Regions from separate parts of the Homo sapiens genome. Here region 1 is linked to region 2. Evidence: read pairs that join two places in POLR2A ChIA-PET (ENCODE). Cell type or tissue: K562. All regions are shown on one strand. Links, peaks and the distances in the headings refer to the core of each region. The heading gives the core; the rest is flanking DNA. Region 1 overlaps MTOR (mechanistic target of rapamycin kinase). Region 2 has its middle 34 kb from the start of DISP3.

Region 1 (4,385 bases), core at 235-4,234, 320 kb after region 2:
ATCCTGGCTCGTCTGTTTGATGTTTGCATACATGCCATGGTGACCCCTCGGTGACCTGGGATGAAATGCTCATTTGCTCAGGGTGACTCTTACGGTGTTCAGTCAAGAGCACTGCCACCCATCACAGACACCTGCTCCCATGGGAGGCCAAACACATTTGAGAGTTACTGGTTGGAGTCCCTGCCAGCTCTCTTCTCAGGAGCCTTAGAGATGAAAAACAGGCAGGCAAAAACTGGGAAACTAAATTTTCTGTGACTTTCTCATTTCTTTTTCAGAGTTCTCACCTTATGGTTTGATTATGGTCACTGGCCAGATGTCAATGAGGCCTTAGTGGAGGGGGTGAAAGCCATCCAGATTGATACCTGGCTACAGGTGAGGATACTTGGTTACAGGTGAAGGTGGCTCCAAGTCTCTCTTCTGTGTGTCTCCTCTTACAAGCATGCTGTGTTCAGTGTCACAAGGCAGTGTGTGTTAATACAGTGCTAAGGAAGTAGGGCTCGGTCCCAGTGTCAAGTGTCCATATTTTCTTTATTTTCTTTTAGAAACTAAAGGGAAGGGAATGAACCATTTCAGAGCATCAACCGAAACAAGTTAAAAGAATTGATCTTTGCCTAGAAGAATAACTAGTTGTTTCAAGTCTCATATGCTACATACTGTGTCTTTTTGAATACCAGGTTATACCTCAGCTCATTGCAAGAATTGATACGCCCAGACCCTTGGTGGGACGTCTCATTCACCAGCTTCTCACAGACATTGGTCGGTACCACCCCCAGGTATGTGGAGACTCTGGGCAGTTTCTCATCTAACCACTGGTTTGGTGGTCAGCCTTTCCAAAAGCTGCCCTGGCGACACAAGCGCAGGAACTGGGAGCCATGTGTTCCATCCTGGCCCAGGAGGGTCTGTCCAGCCAGCCGTCCCAGAGGGCCCGGGAGCCTTGCTAAAAAGAAAGCGTTCCCTCGAAGACTGAGCCCCTTCCTGGTAGTCTCAAGCAGATGTTAATGTCACACTCACCACTTGTTTTGTTATTCTCCTTAAAATTCATACCAGCTCTTCCCCAACCCACATTTCCTTTATAGATGTTTCTTCTGTTTTTCCCTCAGGCCCTCATCTACCCACTGACAGTGGCTTCTAAGTCTACCACGACAGCCCGGCACAATGCAGCCAACAAGATTCTGAAGAACATGTGTGAGCACAGCAACACCCTGGTCCAGCAGGCCATGATGGTGGGTCGGAGCCACTGTGGGGCTTCATAGACCCTGGTCCCTTAGCTGGTGGGCGCAAGTGGGATTGTTTTTCTTCCTCGCATTGGTGCTGTGCACTTCCTCTGACTGCTGGAAATAGTACCTCCTGTGTCTCCAAAACAGACCTTTCTGAGGTTAGCTGATTCTTGATGCTTCTCTCCTTCTTCTCTTGGCTTCAGGTGAGCGAGGAGCTGATCCGAGTGGCCATCCTCTGGCATGAGATGTGGCATGAAGGCCTGGAAGAGGCATCTCGTTTGTACTTTGGGGAAAGGAACGTGAAAGGCATGTTTGAGGTGCTGGAGCCCTTGCATGCTATGATGGAACGGGGCCCCCAGACTCTGAAGGAAACATCCTTTAATCAGGTATGGGGTAAAAAACACGAAAGGACATAACCCTGTAGAAATATTCTGCCACTAAAAAAAAATGAAATGAGAAAAGTTTTTATAGAATGAAAGGACGTGACCCAAGGCCTTTGTCAGATTTCTTTTCCTCTGGCCTTTCCACTGACTTTAATAAAACGAGCTCTGATGGAGGTCACAGAGCATAAAACATCAGAAATTAGTTACAGGGACCCTTCTGAATTTTAACTGGAAAAGCCCAAGATTTCTCAAGAGGTCATCTCGTCTCTCCTCTCACCCTTCCTTCCCTATAAGCCATGCTGCTGGTTTGGAAGCTCCAGGGTTGGAGGCCTGCACCTATGCTCTTGCTTTCTCCAGCCCCCTGCCAGTGTTTTCAGGCCACAGCGGGCTCCTGAGGAATATCTGCAGTCAGCCTGGGGATTTTGCCTCCTGGGTTGGTTGAGACTTTGATAACTTGAAAACGTGCCTGCTTTCTCTCTCAGGCCTATGGTCGAGATTTAATGGAGGCCCAAGAGTGGTGCAGGAAGTACATGAAATCAGGGAATGTCAAGGACCTCACCCAAGCCTGGGACCTCTATTATCATGTGTTCCGACGAATCTCAAAGCAGCTGCCTCAGGTAGGATCTTCAGGCTCCTGGCAGGGTTAACTGTCATTATAGTCCTTTCTGTTTTACTGTCTATGAATGTTCTAACACTCATTCCAAAGCATCTGGTTTTACTTCTGCTTTGGGACAAGTAATTGTTATTAGCAATCCACTGAAAAATACTTAAATTGCGTTTAAATTCTTCCCTGGAGGCAGAACACTAAATCCTTTGGTAATTATTTACAGCTCACATCCTTAGAGCTGCAATATGTTTCCCCAAAACTTCTGATGTGCCGGGACCTTGAATTGGCTGTGCCAGGAACATATGACCCCAACCAGCCAATCATTCGCATTCAGTCCATAGCACCGTCTTTGCAAGTCATCACATCCAAGCAGAGGCCCCGGAAATTGACACTTATGGGTAAGGACCATTGTGCACTTCTGTCACCCACTTCTCCCTCCTACACTGGCTGAGACCCCTTCCCTCTTCTGAAATTACTGCTTGCCATTCCCACTACTCACCTATCATAGCTACATCTCTCCCATGCTCATTGAGAGGAAAATAGAGGGCAAGCAAATTTCTCATTATGTCCTCAGGACTTAGTTCATTCATGTAGTTGGGCTTATGTGAAGCATGATCACACATAAAGGGAATGACAAAGGCATGCAAGGCAGAGAAGTAACAGTGGAAGGCAGGTGTTGGAGACTGATGAGGCCAGGGAGGAGGCAGCTGGGTGCAAGCAGGGAAGGTGCTAGCTCCTCTGAAACGGGGGCTTCTGGCTCTTGAAATTTTTTTCTTTTTTTTTTTACCATCATAGTCTCTGTGGTAAATGATTGTGTAAAATGAACAAGTGGATTCTCACAGTGAGATTTGTTAAGCAAGTGGGCTCTGGAATTTCCCTTGGGGTAGAGTGTTACTTATGGGGGATGTTTTAGTGAGGCCTGAGTGCTGTGGTGGCACTTTGAGGCCTCTCGCTTTTTTTTTTTTTTTTTTTTTTTTTGAGCCAGAGTTTTGCTCTTGTTGCCCAGGCTGGAGTATAATGGCGCAATCTTGGCTCACTGCAACCTCCACCTCCCAGGTTCAAGCAATTCTCCTGTCTCAGCCTCCCGCGTAGCTGGGATTACAGGCACGCACCACCACACCTAGCTAATTTTTGTATTTTTAATAGAGTTGGGGTTTCACCATGTTGGCCAGGCTGGTCTCGAACTCTGACCTCAAGTGATCAGCCTGTCTCAGCCTTCCAAAGTGCTGGGATTACAGGTGTGAACCACTGCGCCCAGCCACCTCTTGCTCTTTTTTTTTTTTTTTTCCCCAAGACAGAGTCTCACTCTGTTGCCCAGGCTGGAGTGAGGTGGTGTGCTCTCGGCTCACTGCAACCCCACCTCCTGAGTTCAAGCGATTCTCGTGCCTCAGCCTCCCTAATAGCTGAGATTACAGGCGCATGCCACACAATCAGCTAATTTTTATATTTTTAGTAGAGATGGGATTTCACCACGTTGGCCAGGCTGGTCTCAAACTCCCGACCTGAGGTGATCCGCCCAGCTTGGCCTCCCACAATGTTAGGATTACAGGTGTGAGCCACCGCGCCCAGCCTCACCTCTCGCTCTTAATAATGCTCAATGTTTCTTAAATGCAGTGATTATTCACCAACACCAATTAATCATGGTCCACAGGTGATTATCTCTGCATGAGCTGTTGTCTTCTGATACAAAATGTGGGTCAGGCTGGTTCTTGGGGTGTTTAATTAAAGAGAGTTTAAGAAAGGAATTGTTTCCAGAGGTGTAAGCAAAGCTAAGAGAATCAACAAGGAGCGCTCATGAACAAGCACAAGTGAGAAATTGTTACTCAGCCCTCACCCACCCCCACACTCCAGAACTGAAAGAGCAAGGAGCCCAGCTAGAACCGTCACCATGCCAGAGAGGCCATCTAGCAGAGTCTACAGTCCAGAGAGAGTGGTAGCTTCTAGAACTGGGGCCAGGCTGGTGATGGGGGACACATACCCTGACCTCTCCCTCTACCCATCCTCTGACCTCCTGCCAGTACCCTTCCACCATTGGCCACGCCCAAGTGGGATCCCAGGTGATGCGGCTTGTAGGAGTCAGGCTTCTCAGAACAGAGGAGGACAGAGTGGGTCGGAAAACAGGAATGATCATTTCCATGCCTAACCGTTCCTGGTCCTCAAAAACAGATTTTGTTTTGT
Region 2 (4,385 bases), core at 199-4,198:
TGATCTAGGAGAAGGGGCATGCCTGGGGGAGGAGTGGCACCTATATTCCCCTGTCCTGCCCATTACTAACCTCCTTGGCATGGATCTTGGCCAACACCAAAAAGGCTCCAGAAATGGAGCCTCCCCACCAGAGGCCACCTGGAGAGAGGGGCGGGGTGAGGAGTCTTGAGTCTTGCGGGCATTTTCAAGGGTTATTCTGCCCCTAACTTGCTACCACCACTGCCATCATGCCAAAGCCTCCCTACCTCCATGAAGTGTGAGAGCCATGGCCCTTGGATGGGGGCAGCTGTTGGGTGACCCTGGAAAGGTCCTGTGGCTGCCTAAACTGCTCATCTGGACAAATGCATCTGCTTGACCACTTCACCCAGGGCTGAGGCCACTCAGATGGAAGGTCACCCAACACTCTCCTAAGAAAGGGGCTCTGTGGGGTCCAACACAATGTGCCATCTATGGAAGGGGTTTGAGTGCAGCAGAGAAAAGCTCTGGAGTTAGAGTGAGAACAGGAAGCAAATCTCTGCTTCTCCTTTTGCCAGCTGTATGAGCTCAGGCAAGTTAACTTTTCTGAGCCTGTTTTCCTAATCTGTAAGTGACAGAAATGGTGCCAGCATCACAGAGGTGCTGGAAGGAATGAATTAAACCCCAGGCCCAGCATTCAGCATGGTGCAGGTGCTCAGCACATGCCGGACAGGATCTGCTTAGCTCAAGTCAGAAGAATAAAGGCGTCGTGCGAACCCAAGAAATACCAGGGTAGCGGAGGAGAGGCTGAGCTGGGGTGGGGGTGACAGAGAGAGTGTGAGAGGTGGTGGAGAGAGGAGCTCGGGACAAGAGGACAGGAGGGGTCCCAGGAGCAGGGGCTGTGCTGCGTGCCCCATACAGGCTCAAAGGAATCAGGTTCACAGCAAGATACCTGTGGTTGCCAGGGACAGAAACCCACCTGTGCCCACCTGTGCAAAAGGAGAATTTATTAGGCAGTTTTAAAGGTGCCTCATGGGACCAAGGGCAGGAGTGGAGGTAGGGGGTGGGGGCTGAACGGCAGAACAGCAGGACGAACCCACCCACCCCTTGTCCCCAGTTCTGTAGTTCTGCCTTTTATGTGAATCTCTCTGTGCTGTCAGCCTGTCTCTCCCGGTCCCCGTCACTGGGCCCTCATGCTCCTTCTGTCTGTCAGTCTCTATGTCTCTCTCTGTCTCTGCCTCTCTGACTCTCTGTCTCTCTGTCTCTCTCTGACTCTGTCTCTCTGTCTCTGACTCTCTGTCTCTCTGTCTCTGTCTCTCTGTCTGTCTCTATCTCTGACTCTGTCTCTCTGACCCTCTGTCTCTTATCTCTGTCCCCCTGACTCTCTGTCTCTGTCTCTCTGACTCTCTGTCTCTCTGACTCCGTGTCTATCTCTGACTCTCTGTCTCTCTGTCTCTGACTCTCTCTCTGTCTCTGACTCTCTGTCTCTCTGTCTCTGTCTCTCTGACTCTCTATCTCTGACTCTTTGACTCTCTCTCTGTCTCTGACTCTCTGTCTCTGTCTGTCTCTCTGACTCTCTGTCTCCCTCCCTCTCTGTCTTGTGCTCTCCTGCCCCTCAGCTCGCAGAGCATCCCTCTCCTCTGACCCCTTGCCCACTCGGTTTTGTGCCTTCTCTCCACCCACTAGCCTGCCCTTTGTCCCAAGCTGAGAGTCAGATGAGGTCACCAAAGTCTCAGCTTTGCACTGCACCCCAGTTCACCCCAGTCTGCCCTTCAGAGACAGAGCAGAACCTCCCGGGGCCTGACTGCCCACCTCTGTAAGGAGGCTGTGGGGCCTGCCTGGACTGGTACACACACTCCTGATCTGGCTCACCTCCGAGGCCGGGCAAAGCACACCCTCCTGAGGGACTTAGCACTCAGGTGACGGCACAGTTCGCAGAGAGGACGGGCTGGGCTGGGCCAACCCCCAGATGTATCTACTCCAAGGGCTTGAGAGGCTGTGGTTGGGGGCCAGCGCTAGCCCCTGACTGGTGGTTAGCATTGGAGGCCAGGATTTGGCTGGCAGTGACCCTGGCATACCTAGGGTACCCTAGGGCCAGCTGTCCAGCCATGACTATCAGAGTTGACATAGGGATGCGGCACTCAGAGCTAGAGAGAGTGTCACCCCCACCTTCCAGGGGAGTCAGTGGGGCATATGGGGGCTCCTGGAGACATCAGCACCCTCATGGCCTGACGTGGGCCCAGGCAGCCCTCTGCCCAGGCAGGTGGGATGGCAAAGGGGATGGCAGGGACCCTGATGTGTGGCTCAGTGAATGTTTGCTGAGTGGTTCCATGAGTGAGTGGGAGAGTGCGGGGCAGAGTCACGGATTTTAACCGATCCAGGAGGGAGGGAGCATGAGGAAAAGAAGATTGAGCAGAGGAGAGGGAGCGGGGGCCGAGGGACTGGCTGGGAGTACCAAGGAGGCAGAGAGAGGAAGGGAAGGAAGACAGCAGAGAGGAGAAGGAGAGACTGTAATTCATTCCACTTCATCTCTGTTCATTTTGGACAAATAGAGCAGAAACTGCAGACCAAGGAAGGAGGAAACAGGGCATGAAATTGCACTGTGCCTTGTAATAGCTCTGCCAGCCAGGCAGCCTGGGGCTAATAACCCACAGGGTCAGCCCCCACCCGTCCAAGAGCTGTGGGGTGGGCACTATAACCCCCAAACCGGGCAGCCATGGCTGCCTGGTTCCTACCCCAGGGAAGCTTCTCTCCAGTCACCGACCTTCCTTGGCCTGAGTGGCTGCAGAGCCAGGAGGATGCTGGGAAGCCTCAGAGGAAGACGCCCAAGGAGCCGGGGAAGGGACCTCCTTTAGACATCAGAGAAAATCTCTGGGAATTTAAGGGATTTGTTGAATTAATACAACCTGGATTTAGATGATCAAAAGCATTTCTTGAGGCAGCTAGATGGGAGCCACTGGAGGCTTCTGGCTGGATATGGGCTGCAGGAAACCTTCCTTTCCTTCTGCAGGAGCCTGATGGGATATGGGGTGGAAGAGGGTTGGGCCAGCTGGGGTCTCAGAGAGGGAAGAAAGATCTACAGACTTGAGCGGGGCTGCTCCCCGCTGCCCTGCCCAGGCTGGTTGGCTGGGGCTGTGCCCATCAGCAAAATGTTTAGATACAAGGGAGAGGTTTAGATATGAGAATGAGTTCCTGGCTGACAAACGCCGGATGCCCAGCTTCCCAAGGAGGCCCACCAGGAGGGGTGGGATGATGGGAGAGCCTCCAGGTATCCATCTCCCCGCTACCAGATTTGGGCCCAGACAAATGGCCTGGTGGGCCCCCAGCCCAGGCATCTGATCCTTCTGCTTAACCTTTTTAAAGTTCCCTATGGCTTAACTTTCTCCAGCTCAGCTTCAGCCCCAGTGCTCCCCTCCCTAATGGGCCCCACCAGCTTTGAAATAAATCACATCAAGCTACACAGCAAGTGCGACTGTAGAGTGAGTACTCGCTACCTCCCAGATGCTGTGCCTGGGATGCTGTGCGTTGGCCCAAGATGCCATCAGCTCCTTACAATAACTCACATATGATCATCACCCTCATTTCAAAGACAACAACTCTGAGACACAGAAATGTTAAGAAAGTTGCCTAAGACTCCACAGCAGAAAGTGACAGAGTCAAGAATTGAACCCCAGCCATCTACCCCGGAGTTCATGCTCTTCCCCTGGGCTGGTGGGTTGGGTGGTGGGTGGAAGAGCTGGCTCATGCTGGTGAGGTGAGCTGGTGGGTTGATGACAGATGTGGGGTTGGGTTAGGCTGGTGGCTTGGATGGGTGGGTTGGGTGGTATGTGGGAAGGTGGTTGGGTAAAGGGGTTGGTGTGTTGGTTTGGGTAGATTAGGACTGGATAGCTGGGTGGTTGGATAGGATGAATGGATGTGGGACTCATTGGCCCTAGAGCACAGCATGAATTCCCTAACCTCCAAATCTTGCCTTTGCCATTCTTCCCACTGAGAGCCCCCTCCCTCCACCTCTCCCTTTTTCTCACTCCCCACTCAGGGCTCAGCCAAACTCTTGTACCACCTTATGCAACCAGAGCAAAAAGCAAGTTCATCCCTCCAGCAGCCTAGGCCATTCCTGTGGGCACCACTCAGCTCACACCTATCATCTGCTGTCCCCGGCCACTGTTACTTCTGCTTAACAAATGAGACTGGAAGCTCCTGAGGGCAGGCAGCATGCCATATCCATCGCAGTATAGGCAATGGTGCTTCTTTGTGCAAGGTTTGTGGGGAGCAGAAGCAGTGGCAAATCTCTGGCCAGGAGAAGGAAATGTCGGGGCTCCTGTCCACGGCCTCCCTGCCATTTGTCCAGGACCTTTCAGAGGGTCCCCAAGACATAGTAGTGTGAGGACCCTTAGGCCATGGCTCAGAACTGCCACGTGTCTCATTCCAGA

The links. ChIA-PET counts read pairs that join two places held together with the same protein. Peaks named below come from ENCODE experiments on the same cell type or tissue, not always from the same donor. Only the 100,000 strongest peaks of a DNase experiment are listed, where the experiment ranks them.
Region 1: POLR2A ChIA-PET joins it to region 2 with 5 read pairs; 2 of 35 experiments call an interaction of 5 or more read pairs at or near these places.

What each region holds. Positions count from the first base shown.
Region 1 is chr1:11,124,842-11,129,226 of GRCh38, reverse strand. It overlaps MTOR (mechanistic target of rapamycin kinase), which reads left to right. Exons shown (of 58, transcript NM_004958.4): 41 at 276-372; 42 at 675-773; 43 at 1,101-1,223; 44 at 1,421-1,603; 45 at 2,083-2,217; 46 at 2,431-2,605. Among named protein-coding and RNA genes, the nearest start is that of MTOR-AS1, 17 kb to the left of the region's middle. In K562, for the core only: no CTCF peak of the experiment used is centred there; a DNase peak (open chromatin) is centred at 2,526.
Region 2 is chr1:11,442,599-11,446,983 of GRCh38, reverse strand. No RefSeq gene overlaps it. Among named protein-coding and RNA genes, the nearest start is that of DISP3, 34 kb to the left of the region's middle. In K562, for the core only: no CTCF peak of the experiment used is centred there; no DNase peak of the experiment used is centred there; H3K27me3 peaks cover 2,396 bases.